Linked DNA regions of Mus musculus: region 1 is linked to region 2. A link is a loop called in an ENCODE intact Hi-C map of the cell type or tissue named here. Cell type or tissue: left cerebral cortex. All regions are shown on one strand.

The links. A loop is a pair of places that touch in the nucleus more often than their neighbours do. Peaks named below come from ENCODE experiments on the same cell type or tissue, not always from the same donor. Only the 100,000 strongest peaks of a DNase experiment are listed, where the experiment ranks them.
Region 1: it touches region 2 in a loop (2.6-fold over the local background); 5 of 42 quality-filtered maps call a loop at or near these places.

The regions. Positions count from the first base shown.
Region 1 is chr13:113,694,994-113,702,993 of GRCm38, forward strand. No RefSeq gene overlaps it. Among named protein-coding and RNA genes, the nearest start is that of Hspb3, 35 kb to the left of the region's middle. In left cerebral cortex, no CTCF peak of the experiment used is centred here; DNase peaks (open chromatin) are centred at 4,695 and 5,139; H3K4me3 peaks cover 307 bases; H3K27ac peaks cover 268 bases.
Region 2 is chr13:113,772,331-113,780,330 of GRCm38, forward strand. No RefSeq gene overlaps it. Among named protein-coding and RNA genes, the nearest start is that of Arl15, 18 kb to the right of the region's middle. In left cerebral cortex, no CTCF peak of the experiment used is centred here; DNase peaks (open chromatin) are centred at 3,907 and 5,992.

The DNA of each region.
Region 1 (8,000 bases), 77 kb before region 2:
ATATACATATACTGTATTTAAATCCCTCAGAGTACTTTAGTATGACCCCCATGTTCTCTTTGCTTGTACGTAGATTCCATTGCCCCCACCTCTGTTCCCTTTAACATCATTATTACCCAGCACTCAAATAATTTCATTCCAAATTTTTGAGTGTTGGTAGTGGAAGGAGCATTTCTCTTGATCAGCTCCACCCCCCAACCCCCCCACGAAGTTGCTGGAAATTAATAAATAACCTAATGATCTTTCTTCCGATCTATCTGAGTATCATTATCCCTTTCATTTTTGGGAGACATGTTTAGTGGTTTGTAATTTCATTATGTCTTTCTGGGTACTGTTAACACTGGGTATATTCTGCCTTCACTGCCTTGGAAACAACAATACACCTGTGGTGGCTTGAATAAGAATGGCCCATACAGACTCATTTATTTCAACACTTGGTCCCTATGTGGTGGAAAGGGTTGGGAAGGATTTGGAGGTGTGGCTTTGTTGGAGGAGGTGTGTCACAAGGGGGTGGGCTTTGACGTTTCAAAAGCCAATTCCAGACTCAGATTCATATTCTCTCCTCCCCCGCCCCCACCTCCAACTTTTGTAAGATGTAAAGCTCCCAGCTACTGCTTCAGTGCCATGTCTGCCTGCCTGCTGCCAGGTCCCTACCAAGCTGGTCATGGACTCACTCTCTGAAACTGTCCACAAGCCCCAATTAAATACTTTCCTTTAAAGGTTGCCTTGGTCATAGTGTCTTACCACAGCCAAGAAGTGTAACCAAGACAATGTTCCAATCATACGTCTGATTTCTCATTCTTTCCAACCTTGCATCCTCTACTATAGAACAAATTTCTTCTCCATCTGTCCGTCAAATCCTCTGTGTTTATTTCTTTGTTGTGATTTTTATTACACCTGTGGGCAACTTTTTCTCTTCTTTCCTTCTAACCAAATACTGTTCTTCATAGTCTATTAAAGAATTAACTGTAAGAGCCTCATGCCAGCTATTCCATATCCATCACTATCTCTTGAAGTCTGTCACACAATTTAACATTGGTCATGTGCTCTGTTAAGCCTTGTCTTATTTAAGGATTACTTTTCCTATATCGGAAAGCAGGATGTGGCATCTATTGGCTCTCTCATTTAACTGACAGACATAATAAGTTTTGAATTTTAGTTCATGTACAAAACACTTCAGCAGCTATTTACAAAGCCCCTGTGATGTTTATAGAAATTTCTCTGGGCTGGCTTTGCGAGTGGCTTCCAGGTTTCTCTTCTACGTCTTCTTATCATGTTTGCAGTCATTCACATATCCAGTGACGATGAATGTGCAGGTCTCTGTGTGCCATACATTGTGAAAAAATGCAAAGATTCGGGGTTAAGGGGTACAAAAGCTACCCAACCCACTCACACTCACACCTCAGGTGTGGTAAAATTTAGACCCAGCTGTCTGAATATGTATATTACTTACTGGCCCTGTGGCTATGTGATCTCCAAGCTTTAGTTTGGTATTTACATAATGGCAAGTGGAGCAGCACTCATTGATAAGTTTCACTGGAGAAGAGCAAAAACAGAGATGTGTGGATCTCCAGTTACCCGACTTGAGACAGCATATGGCAGTCTGTTGACCTGCATATCATACTTCCAAAGGGAGACACATACTTGCCACACAATTGGTAAATTGTAAATTTCAAGGATGGAAAAGTCCTGGCTCCATCTTGGCATGATCAGCACCTGGAATTCGATGACAGTAAGATGGACGGGATGGCTTTGCTTTTGCCTACAACACTACCCAGCATAGCACTGGGGGCCGAGGATAGCAGTGCCTGCTGATCTGTTTGCAAGATCAGGAAGCTGAAAATAAAAGCCGTGGTAGAGCTCAGCTCAGCTTTTATGCCTGGGAAAGCCCAAGGTTTTATGAAAGGACTCAGGCTATCTGGGCTTGAATCTCAGTTCAGCCATCTGCGAGTAGGCAATAAGGCAAGCCTGGCTTTGGGTTTTTTTGTTTTGTTTTGTTTTTTTTCCATGAAACTTGGCAGTCAGCCAGCTCTTCTTTTCTGGGAGGTCAGCAATCATTTTTAAACCAATTAACGCTCTCTTAACTTTCATCATCTGTGACACAGGGATGAAAATAGTTTGGGTGGCATGAGTTTTAATTGTTTGTATAGAATATGCATGACAGAGAGGCTGAACGAGGCCCATATGGACTGCTTGCTTCCTGGCTTGCTTGTTTTCTGTACTGTTACCCAGCTCAAGCCTGAAGCTACAGAATAGTCTCTCCCTGGGTTGGCTGGCTGGGTCTTCCTACATAGATTAACAACCAAGACAATTCCCCACAGACCTACCCACCATCCAATTGGATCTAGAAAATCCTCCATGAAGACTGTCCTCCCAGGTGATTCCAGGCTGTGTCAACTTGGCAGTTAAAGCTAACCAGTGTACTTTATCTGCTGTTGCTCTACACATTGCCTCTCCTATAAAAGAACCATTTGAAAACCTGAGTTCCCAAAGATGGTCTTTTTCAGGGGGGAGTAGCTGAAGACAACACCATCTTTGCAGAGAGCTAGCCAGCATTTGAATAAATCTAAGATCTTCCCCATTAACCCCCATTTCTCATGTTTTCATTTTCCATGTATTGACTCTTGAGTGATGAGGAGTTGGATTTAGGTCTAGTAACAAAACCGAAGCCAAATCACAGCATACCTTATGAGCCGTGGTGAGGCACATAGAATAAGACAAAAAGGAATTTATAGCATATAGATATTGAGGTTTGGTCTGTTGCTATGTATTGTAATGCTAAATTCTATACCAGAAGGTCTAGGCCTATGAGTGACTTCTCATATTTAAAAGATTTTGTTGTGCAAACCTTGTTCCTTGACTTAAAAGTTAAATAAAATTGGATATAGCCAATTACTGGAGGGATTAGGGTTTGGAGTGACCTAGTTGGAGGAGAGACCAGGGGAAAAGGAGGAAGAACAAGAAGAGAGAGGAAGCCACTATGAGGGGAGACAGACCAGAACCATGAGCACGTGGTCAGGAGAAACAGCAAGTATCTGGGGTATACCACTGGGGAAGTAGCAAGGTGGGGAGTTAGAAGAATACATTAGGGGTTACATCCCAGTAATTGTCAAAGCCAAATAAAATAACCAAAGTCTGACTCTCATTTACTTGTAAGCTAGTCAGGGATAAGCTTAAATTGGTTATGCTACATTTTGGCACCCAATGTGGGGCAGGAACCCACGACCTTGAGGTTAAAAGTCCTATGCTGTACTGATTGAGCTAGCCGGGCTTTTCACCACACCAAGCAGCCCACCTCAACAGGATTGCGAAAGACCAAAGGGTGGGTCTAGGTTCAGTGACGACTATCACCCTGCACCACCCGAGTGTATTGTTTAGAGACATAGGAAGTAATAAAGATTACACAGGTATATATTTATCTTAATAACATGAGGGTTAAAGGCTCGAAAGACAATAATTCTCAAGAGGTTCATCAATAAGAGACCAAAATATGGGTGGATAGACTTGGCAACAGATGCTTTTAATAAGGATGGCAACCTGATGATCCACAATCTTCCTAACTACCCCTCTTTTTTGTGTCAGAGAGAAAGGAAAAGTATAAAATGGGGGGGGGGTTGTTAACGACAGGAAGGGTGAACAGTGGACCTTAAACCAAAGCACCCCCTCTACCGACTTCCTGTTTTCCATTATCATCTCTCTCCTCTTTTGAAAGCGACTTCCTTTCTGTTACTCGCTTGGAACTTGTTTTTTTCTTTTTTTTTTTTTTCACTTTTACGGATGGATATGAATTATTCACCTTACTAAGGCTCAGACTGATGTTTCTACACATCCATATGGTCTGTAATAACCTCATTTTTCATTCCCCAGCTACCCACCCCCTTCCCAATCTCCAGCCATGGCTACTCTACATTTAGCTGACTTTTAAAGCTTCCATATATGAAATACACATGGTACTTTAAATTCAAAGCTCTTTTAGTTTTCTTGGATTGACTACTGTACTATATTAGTTGATAGCCCTCTTACCCCTTACAGCTGTCCTTGTTCTTAAAACAAAAAAAAAAATCATGTAATAAATTTCTTTATGATAGAAGGTTATTTCAAACATCCAGGATATATGAACATCCATGAGAGAGGGGTGTGTGAACAAGACAAACACAAATGCCGTGTTTGAGCATCTATTGCATGCCAGGTGCTGGTTTAGGAGAAAGGGGCAAGAACCACTTCTTCATGTGTGACATAACTGGAGCCCGAATGTGTAAAGCTGGCATTGGCGAAGGAAAAAAGTCCAATATACCGGTTCCTATACTTGTTTCGTATCTATCACTTCATTAAACTGGCATGTCCTGCTGAACCATTTCAAAACAAATGTGAAACATCGTGCATTTTATCCTTTAATACTCTAGCATGCATTTTTTAAAAAACACCTAAAGCCGTTCAGTCTCTGATAATTACAACACCGTTATCACACCTAACAATTAGTGATAATTCTCTAATCCACTGTGAACACCCAGCTGTGCTTTAGACTCCCCCGGCGTTTGATCCTCAGATGGCTTATCTACTCAGCTCTGATCCGGGAGAGGCTGGCTTCTACAGCCAATCAACATCAACCAATGGGAGGTGCCCATAGACAGGCGAGGCAATGAGGCACACTAAGCAAGAACCAGAAAGTGGGGTCAGAGCCGGGGAGGAGCCAGGTTGCTTTTTCTCTTCCTCTCCCCACCAAGTCAGTGCCATGGCGTTGGCTGCATCTGCCACTCTCTCGTTAGGCAGCTACTCTGAGCTCATCACTCTCCCTAGGCTCGCTCCTTCTGCTCTCAGAAGGGCAGGCATTGGCTTCTCTGCCAAGCCACGATGTATCAGCAACATACTGCTTCCTTCACCCTGCCCATACATCTCTGCAGTCTCTTCATCAAATGAGTTATGACTGAGTTCTTTTTACTTTGCTGTGTCTTTCCTGTGAAGACCCCCCGCCTCGTATTTGAACAATAATAGTCACATTCACCCAATGTGTGCTTTTTTAACCAAAATCCAATCAAAGACCTTGTGTTGGATTTGTTTCTGCCCCTTTAGTGTCTGCAGAGTCTTCCTTTCTATTCTGAAGCCCATTCCAATCCTGTTACAGAAGGCACGCGTGCCTACGCATGCGCAATGTGTCCAGTTGCTTTCTCACAGTGTCACTTAGCTCTTTTTGTGTCAGCGTTAACTTGAATCTAGTCGAATCTCTAGATCCAACTTCCATTTTAACCATGTTAACCAGAAGACAGGTCATTTCATATAATTTATGAAGTGTTAGCACAAGAGTCACATGTGCTAGTAATAGTGGAATCATTAGACAGTAATTTCAGTTACCAAAAGAGAAAAGGCCATATTTTTCCATTGTGATTGTTAAAAAGAGCCCCATCATGCTATTTACAAGTAATCTGTTAAGCCAATACATTGTGATAGGGTTTTTTTGTTTTTTGTTTTGTTTTGTTTTGTTTTGTTTTGTTTTGTTTTGTTTTTTTATCCCACGGTGACACAGACATAGGCCAGATTAGACCGGGTTAAAAGTAGATAATGCAGGCTTATTAGAAGGCAGCTCTCAGGTGGGTGCACCAATCTCACAGGTGGAGGTCTGTGAAGTCACAAATCCAGGCTAAAGCAAGGGGGTTTTATGGGTCTTTGGTGTAGGCTGATGACTCGAGAGCTAGGAGCTGGGATTATGTCTATACATGGTCAGAAAATGAGCCCCTGAGCGGGCACTCTTGGGTGGGTTGCTGGAAACACAGAGACAAGGGTGATGATGTGTTTGAGCGAGGGAGTTTTCTCTAGACAGAGTTGGGAGAGGCAGACAGGGTTTCCCAGCTTGTGCAGGAGATGAGCAGGGGTTCCAGCCTGACACAGTGATGTGATGCGAATCTCTGTCCTCTGCCTGACCGTTTTAACAGCCGTTATCCATCCTGCGCCTCTATGACTGTCTCGTTACATCTTGCAAATGTATTTTGTTTCTCTCATTACTTCTCATAGTAGACAGCATCCCTTTGTATTGTGTCTTATTTATTTTTCCCGATTAGAGTTGTTACAGTAAAAGCAGGCTAAAAACCACATCTCTCCCCCTGTATTCAATTTCTCACTTTGAAACCAGGTGATCATTGCAATGCTAGAAACTATCTATACAGAATTTCATTAATGAGGTCTGACAATTCAATACAATTAGCTTAATTGGTTGCCAAGGAAATTGAGTGTTGTACCTTCTGATATGAAATGAATTCAGCAGATCTGCCCTTTTTTTTTTTACTTCTGATTATTGCTGCTGTGGTGTCCTGGGCCACCCTAGTCACCTATTCAGCTTCAGCCCTAATAGAAGCACAAACCCTAGACAGCACAAACTGTAGGAAGAAAAAACATTATCAGCAGCTGGCAATTACACCGCAATTAGATTGTGATCTCATAGGAGTACTCAAAAATGCATCCTAAGGGCTACATCTTCTTTGTGTGGTAGCTGTTAGTTTCACAAATCTTTGATCATGAGGTTCTGGGCGCTAAGCTCCAGTGTCCTGTGCTTTCTCAGTGTGTATTCTGAAATAAGCCGTTCTGATCCCCTAAGTGCTGCTGTCTGGAAGAAATAATGGATTTCTAAAAGCTAAGTGATTAGACTTTCTGGATTCTGTTCGGGTTTTTATATGCAATCATTGGGGACTAGCCATTTGTTATCCTTAAGCGCCCTTTTGAATGTCTTGGTCACTTGATATTTGCCATCATGGGTGTATGCCATAGGTAGCTACAGCCATTTGCCAAGTGTCCTGTGGAGAATATGACCTGCTAGTCAGGATGTCAAACCTCCTCTGGATGGCCCAGCTCTTCTCTACAATTACACTTTAGTAGCTACTCCTCAGTTGCAAACACTTGCCAGACAGAAAACCCATCTGGAAGAAAAAAAGGGGGGGGGGCAGTCGGTACAGCCACTCAGCAATTAACTAAATCATTCTCCAACAAGATCAACAATAATTACCTGAAATTCCTAACATCCCTTCATCATTACAAATAAAACCTCCCTCTCCAGGTGATGAAACATTTATGGCCATTGAGAATAGATACAATGAATCATAGCTGCCCAGCGCCTCTAGGCTATAGGGTGTATAAACAATTGCACTACGGTCTGTCTGGTTATTGGACTTCGTTTCTCAGAACACCCCTTGTCCTGCCATTGTCTGCTCCTCCACATTTGCAGGAACTGTCCCCTGCAAACCACAATTCGCAGTTTGTTCATTTTCTATTGAGGCATAGCAAATTACCACAGACTTAGTGGCTTAAGATACCACCCGTTTATGATCTCAGAGTTTTGTAGTTCAGAAACTGGAGTTCAGTGTGCCGCACGTCTGCCTACAACCTCACAAAGCCCATACCAACCGTCAGCTAGCATCTTGTTTGAAGGTTTGAGGTGAATATCCACCTCCTAACTCGTTTACATCAATGGCATAACTGAGTTCCTGACAGCTCAAGGACTCAAGTCCCCATTCCCTTGCTAACCAACGGTGGAGTGACTAGGCTTTTCTCAGTTGCTCAGGGGAGCATTTTCTGCAGGAAACACACAACCCAAGCTGGGTTGAATAGAGGTGAGAGAACATAGGAGAAGCTAAGTACTTTGGGCCACTAGGTAACACCATGGCTGAACAGCCAATCCTTTTTCTTGTACTAAGAACTGAACCCAGAGCACCAACCACACTGAGCATATCTGTCAGCCCTGAGCTCTTCACTGTGACAGGATCTAAGCAACAGAATAGCAAATTGTGGCTCATGGACCAAGTGTGGCAGGTAACAACAATGCCATAAGTGGAAGAGTTTTAAACATTTCTCTTTTTTAAAGATTTACTGTTAATTACTGGTGTGTGCATATGTGTGCGTGTAGGCATGAGTGCTGTTGGAGACCAGAGGTGTTGTAGTCCCCTGGAGATAGTGTTCCAGGTAATTGTGAACTCCCTGGTATGGCTGCTGTGAGTCAAACTCCAGTTCCCTGTGAA
Region 2 (8,000 bases):
CCGTTTTAAATTTCATTTTTTTTTTATTGTTCAATGTCACCTATGGAAAAGTGTCTTCGACGAGTATATAGCATGACAAATCGTTACACCATAAATACTTGTAAAGTTGCTTTTGTGTGGGAGATAGAATGCTCTGGGGGACCCGAGCATCCTTCAGCCCCCCTAGTGTCCTAGGTGGTAGAAATCGTTATTAAAAGATTCAAGAAGCTCTTTGCCCTTTTTAACTTTACCACCCATGCATAGTTCACGTAATAGCGTGCTTAAGCTCTGTAAGTGCAGCCATAGCATCGCACATAGCTGAAGCTTTGTACTTCTTCATTTACTCTACTTGTATCATTTTGTACTTTCTCCAGGAAGAGCTGTAGTCGACCAACTATTGCTTCAGTGCTAATTGATTAATTCCACCCCTGGTGCTTAGTTATTAATAACTCTTCTCTGCCTGCTACACTGATTTACTGAAAAGGAAATGGGATGTGCCTTGGCCTAGAGTCACATTTGGACAACTTAATTAGTCAACAGAGGCATCCGTGAGTCAAAACAAATCGGAGTAAAGAAGCCCTAGTGTACTACATGACACCTCTCACTGTGTATCAGCCCTGCCTTTCATGCTCTATTCTCTTTGACTTACTTCATTTATCTACAAAGTCTAGACTGTGGCCCAAATCCCAATTTAATCCTTCTTTTAATATTTGGACAGGTAAAAAACTTTTTTAATATGCAAAGAAAGAGGACTGGATTAAGATTTATTAAATTTATTATTGTGTGTATATGATATGTGCAATGTGTCATGTCCAAGAAATACATTGCCAAATTCAAAGTCTCAAAGTTATTCCCTCTGTTTTCCTCTACAAATTTTGTAATCTTATCTCCTACATTAAGTGTTCTTTGAATCATTTTTAGTTAGTCTTGACAAGTGGTATTAAGATAAGGGTCCAGCTTGACTCTTTGGTATGTGGATATCCAGTTTTCCCAGTACCATTTGTTGAAAAGAGGAGCAGATGTGCATTGCTTGACCATGAGCTTAGTTCCAGTCTCTCCATTGTATTCCATTCATCTATACATCTTTATTTATATCAGTACCCCAGCATTTTAACAACTGAGGGACTGGAGAGATAGTGTGGCAGCTATGAGTTTATAAGTTTGTTGTACAGCGGTGAGAACCAGGGTTTGGATCTAAGTATCCACCCAACAAGCCGGAGGCCCCACTCATAGATGGAACCTCAGTTTCAAGGGTGGCAGAAGCAGGAGAATCTCTGAGACTTGCAAGCTTCTGACCTAGATGAGAAAATGTGAGTCCTAGGTTCAGGGAGAGACCTTGCCTCAAATAGGAAGGGAATGATGAAGAAGGATACTTCCTTGATGTATGTACCCCCCAACACACACACATAACCATTGAAATAAAGTCTTTAAAATAAAAAAAGGGGGGCTGGAGAGATTACTCAGAGTTTAAGAGCACTGGCTGCTCTTCCAGAGGACCTCAGTTCAATTCCCAGCACTCACATGGCAAGTCACAACTGTCTGTAACTCCAGTTCCAGGAGCTCTGACATCCTCATACAGACATGCATGTAGGCAAGATACCAACACACATAAAATAACAATAAATAAACCACGTTTAAAAAAATAAAGAAGGAAAGGACAGAGGAGGAAAAGGAGGAGGAGAAGGAAGAGGACAAGGAGAGGAAGAGGAGGAGGAGAAGGAGGAGGACGAGGAGAAGGAGGGGAAGGAGGAGAGGGAGGAGGAGGGGGAGGAGGGGGAGGGGGAGGAGGGAGGAGAGGGAGGAGGAGGGGGGAGGAAGAAGACAGAGAGGAAAGGCCTAATTTTAAGAGGTATTGTGTTTGGAATGCATGGTTAGCACTCATGCCAACCGCGTTGCCGGCTCTCTGCTGGCAGGTCTAGACTGAGAGGAGAGAACTGGATCCAGCGGAGTCTCTTCCTGGGGCTGAAGCAGGATGCTGAGTGTCTCGGATCTCCTGCCGGTCCAGAGAATAACCACCCAGAGCCAGGAGTCTGTCAAAGCAGGAACTCGTTTTATTGTATCAGTCTTTTGTTTATATAGGGTTGAGGAAGGAGGTGGGGAATTTTGGTGAGGCAAGATGACGTAAGAGGTGGGGAAGAGTGACAGAGGGTATGGGGTGACTGACAGAGCCAACAAAGTTATTCTCTGTCAGCAGTGGCTAAGCAAAGGCAGGCTTGAGCAGGTCGTACTAAGTCACTCCACTATGAAAGTGACTGAGACAGTTTTCAAAACTAGAGCCAGGCTCGGGTTTGTCCTCAAGGCCCAGACCAGGGCCAAAATGGGGCCCATCACTCCATCCCCTAGAAAGGACACAGGGTGCTGTGACTTTTCTATGAGATCTAAGATAGAAGCCCAGAGGCCTTTTCTGTCAGAGGACTTGGTGGTGAGCCTTTCAAATCCTTATCATCTAGGTAGTGGATTAATCACTACACCACCTTTTGGCTGTGGTGGGGTTTGCCTCTTTATTGGCAGAACTAAAACAATTCCCAGCTCCAAGTTAGGAACGCCTAGTCAGAAGTTCTGATATTTCCCTGTCGAGTAAGGGTTGAAGACTTCTGTGGTGGTTTGAATGAAAGTGGCCCCATAGACTCATAGGGAGTGGCACTCTTGAGGGGGGCGTGGTCTTGTTGGAGGCAGTGTGTCACTGGGGAGGGCTTTGAGGTTTCAGAAGCTCAAGCCACACCCAGAGTCACTCTCTCTCTCCCCCTGCTGCCTGCCAATTCGCATGTAGATCTCTCAGCTACCTCTCTAGCACCATGTCTGTCTTTACCGTCATCCTTCCTTCCCGCCGTGATGATAACGGATTAAGCATCTGAACTATAAATGTTATGTGTTAAATGTTAACATGTAAGTTAAATGTTTTCCTTTATAAGAGTTGCCATGGTCACAAGTGCCTCTTCAGAGCTATGAATCCCTGAAAAAGACAAATCCTTACTGCTCTAGATTATTGTGACTTTTAGAACTGCCCTGATCCAATGTCTCAGCACCTTTTGGGAAGCTAAAGACGTGGGGTGAAAGTTAACAAGTCTGTTGGAGCAGCTAGATGCCTGCTTGGGCCGAGCACTGCACTCTTTCAGCTAATTAAAAACAGAAGCCTATAAACCGTCGGGAGCTGCATTACTTTAATGACTCCAAGCTTGGCTAAGTATTTTGCTATTTTTAAAGTCAGTCATTTTTTCCATGCCTACGTTTTGTTTTGCCTTCATATGCATGTGGCGAGAATTTTTCCATAGCTTTAAAAGTAGAATATAACATTAAGCTAATTTTCTCCATCACAATTAGTGCTCTGATTACTTCAGTCTATGAGATTTTCCCTTGCCGCCCCTCCCCCACTATGTCTCTGACTTTTGTTCTTTCCGATAAGAGTTCCAGGAGTGCAGAAGGTAGGCAGTTAAGATGCTTGTCTGATCAAAATGATGGGACCTAGTAAGTGTCTTAGCTGTAAAGGCTATCTATGGCTGAAAGCAATTTGGAAGGAAAGGATTGATCTGGCTTACAAGTTACAGCCCACTGTCAGTGGAAGCCAAGGCAGAAACCCAGAGGCAGGAACTAAAGCAGAGGCCACAGAGGAACACGGCTTGCTCAGTCCGGTTTTCTGTACAACCACAAACCACCTGCCCCCAAGTGGCACAACCCACAGTGGGCTGCCCCTACCCCAACCTTAGTCATTAATCAAGAAAATGCCTCCACAGACCTGCCTACAGGCCAATCTGTGGGCAAATTATTTGGTTCCAATCTCCTTTTCCCAAATATGTCTAGGTTTGTGTTAAACTGACAGCATAGAGCCACCCCTCTCTTGCCTAGGATTGTATTTAGGCTGAGAGTGGGCTGCTTTTAAAAGTACCTTCTCTACAAAGCACATAGTAAGAGAAGACTAGGTAGGATCACCCATCTTAGAATAAATCAGACTCCCACACACCAAGCTGTGGTTCTGGGGAGAAGTCAGAGCACTGAGGACACAAGAGTAAGGGACATGGCGGGCTTTTCTCATCCTTTCACAAGAGGAGCAACTAGGTCACAGGAACCGATGCCAAGAACCTGGATGTGCCCTAACCTGCGTTCCCAGCAGAAACGAGATCTTTCTGGAGAAGTAATGATTTGTTTACTGCTGACAGTGTAGAAGGTGCAAACATGCTCCGTTTGTTAAGTTAAAAATCACAACCATATGCTGGTGAGATGGCTCAGTGGGTAAGGCACAAGGCTGGTGGCCTGCTTTCAGTTTCTGCGTTCAACCCACAAAATGGTAGAAGGAGAGAGCTAGCTCCACAAAGTTGTCCTCTGACCTCCACACTGTGGCACGGATCTCACTCCCTGCCACATCATGTGTACACACACACACACACACACACGCACACGCACACGCACACGCACACGCACACGCATACCCATTGACAACTGCTGGTCTGGAGTTCAAGATTGCTCAAGGTTTACATTGATTATGGAGAACAGTTAACAGTGTAGGTGGCTAATCAAGGACTTAAAGGGATCATGACAGGAAGACTGTGTCTGGGGAACCAGAATGTGACTATTCAGCAGCCACATAGAAGGCATGTCTGTCTATGTCCACACTTCCCCAAGAATAAGATCAGGAGAGGATTTTCCTCATTAGGTAGACTCTCTGGCCCTGCTCCTTAGGTGATAGCTAGCCGACTCCCAGCCAGCCTTTCCCTTGGCCAATGATCCCATGAGGACGACATTTATGCATGGGCTCACAACATGGGTCCCTTTTTTACCACAGCTAACCAGACTAAGGCTGCTCTAGAGTGCCCCATCTCCTGGCATTGCAAACCAACGCTGAACTCCACACATGGCACCAATCCTTGAGGGGGAGCGTGAGCCCAGGAGAACTACCTGCCAGCCACCTGCTGCCAGATCGATTTCATTGATACATCGAGCCACACTCATCACAGAAGTAGCACTGCTTTGTTCTCAGTGGAATAGATACTCGCAGTAGGAGAGGGGTTTGCCTTCCCTCACTGTGCTCGTATCAGAACTACCATCTGGGGTAGCATCGCGATACCATCTGAGGTAGCGTCGCGATACCATCTGAGGTAGCGTCGCGATACCATCTGGGGTAGCGTCGCGATACCATCTGGGGTAGCGTCGCGATACCATCTGGGGTAGCATCACCACACGTTTGCTGTGTTTTACAGAGCATCGCTCTGGACAAGAAACTAACTTTACAGTAGACAAGGTATGGCACCGGACTCATGACTTTGGAATTCATCCTGTCCCCATGATTGCTAAAGCAAATGGCAGAAAGAATGATGAGTCAGGTTTTGAAGAATAATAGCCCCTGCTGTATGGTAACACCCGCTAGGCCCAGGAACATACGTGTGCCCTGGGATGAGATGTATGGTGAAAGTCAGATTGCACTTTTCCTCCGTAGCCAGGACTTTTGGAATCAAGGTTGAAAGTAGGAGTGGCTCTTCTCAGTGTTACTGATGGTGACACAGAGCGAAAGTTTGTTTTTTGACCTCATAACTTCAGGTCCTACTGTTTGAGAGTTTTCCAGTCCCAAAAGGAGAATGCTTCTACCAAGAGACACAGACAGGAGTTCATTACCTTGAAAGCTGAGGTTGCAATGGAGCCACCCTGCACTCCTCATGTGGTCAACGTGGGGAAAACGGGAGTTACTGCCTGGGAAGGCTATGGTGGGCAGCAGGTGAAATTCAGTTCTCTCTCATCCCTACAAACTGAGGCGGGTGGGGGTGGGGGACTTCTGAAATGTAGATTCAGGCATCCCAATATTTTAGACAGAATTGCTTCCCCTCAACCTATAGGTTGAAATTCTAATCCTTTGTAATCTGGAAACAGAGTCTTTGTTGATGTAACTAAATTAAAATGAGATCATAAATAATTAAGGTGGGCCCTGGTCCAGCGTGGTTGGTGTTGTAAGCAGAAACACAGAGGGAAGTTGGGCATGTGACAACAGATGCAGGCTGGGGTTGCTGCTCTAGCCAAGGAATTCTGGGAATTTCTGAAAATTGCCCAGAGCTAAGAGAGTGGGCTGGGGTGGCCTGTTCACCCTCTTCATTTCCAAGAAAGAACCAAACCTGATGATATTTCTACTGCAGACTTCAGTCCTCCTGCGTGATGAGCGAATACATTGCTGTTGTTTAAAGATACGGAGCACTGGTAATTCTTATGTCAGCCCAAGGGAGATTTATATGATTGTGTATAGGGATGTGCAGTGCATATATTTTTAATACCAACACTAGGAGAAAACCACAAACTCAATCCAGTTCAGGTTGCCAATGGCTCTGATTCTCGAGGACTATGAAGGGCTTGCATCTCTCTAACAGGCAAGGGCCCAGGGAAAACCGTGAGGATGAAAAGAATATGGAGTACTTAAAAATCTACATAATCACCTGTAAAAACAGGATACATACAGGTATTTGTACTTTATTTTGGTGTGAATACACCAAACACACACACACACACACACACACATACATACATACATGTACACACACATACACACATATACACACACATATACACACATATATACATACACATACATACATATTTATACATACACACACATACACACATTCACTCACACACACACACACACACACACACACACACACACTTGTATTTTTCCCAGTTCCCTACTCACAGTAGTAATAAATTTATATTGATCTATTAGTTGTATCAACAAAAATTGAAATGAATTTGATCCAAGAGGAATAAAAGAGATTTTTTTCTCTGGCAGAAAGCGTTAAGGCATTTTTAACAGGTGGTGTAGCAATGGTAGTGGCTTTTGTAGAAGCGTGATTTTGCAAAGGTCTTTAGTTAGATAGCAAGTCTGGATAAGGAGGAATGTGCATGTAGATGCCAACTATAAAGGGATGAACTGTGGTGGCTTTGAACTGTTGAGTTTCCTGTGCTGGAAGACCCTCTACTCTCCTGAACTGATATCTATGTCCCTGAGCTGGCACCGGCAATGAGAGAAACCTCAGAAGGATTTATAAAGCAAAAGTTATGGTACAGTCGGCTTACTTTACACCCTGGATATCAGCATGTTGGCAGAGGGTGCCACACTGTGCCAGTCATCTGCTCCCCTTGTACAAATAGGGCGGCGCTTATGCCCCTGGTACTACCAGTGATGAGGACGGTAGGAAACTGATCCAGTCTGTTATTTTTTGAGATTCTAGCTCATGCTCGGTAGTTTCAGTAGTTCAAGTTTACCTTTGCCTTTCTCCCTATCTGCTGGTTTAGCTAAATTAGTGGCTTTGGGCTCAAAACCCAAGGCAGAGACATCAACCTTGTATAGTCCTTCCACCCATTCCCGCCTGGGTTGTTTGAAGTCTTAGTCATGTAATCAAGTCCCTTTTCTACTCCCTTGCAGCAGCCCTTCCTTAGCCTGTTGTGAATGTTTGATCCACTTATTCAAGTCCATAATTTGTGTGTCCTTAAAGTGAACTTGACTTCATGGTTTCCTTTAAAAAATTTTTGTTATTTCACAATACCTCATAACATTTAAAAATCCCCTGTGTAGACAAAATGTCCATACCTAAACCCTTACAAAGAAAATGTAATGAAATGAAGCCCATATGAAATGGAGCTTCATGATGTTACCTGTCCACTTGGAATGTCTGATTCTATCTGCTTGGTTTCGTCATTGCATACTCTGCAGAGAGTGGTAACCAGGAGGCTCTTCTGATTGGGCTTGGTAGAGATTTTATGAGGGGACTTGTTACACTGAACTGGACAGGGGAGCCAAGAGAGTGGAAAACCCCAAAGAACTGTCTGCAGAAGAAGCCATTACCACCACCACCATAAGTCTACTAAGCACCAAGTTTCTGTGAACAAGAGCATTATTGATGCTGTTATGGTTGCTGGATAGGCAAGTGGGGGTGGGGAATTCCCTAACTGCTCTTCAATTCCCACCTCACCTCCAATGGACATTTCCCATAGCAGCAGATCTGGGTGACATAGTAAGTATAGTTGGTTAGAGACCGGAAATGAGGAAT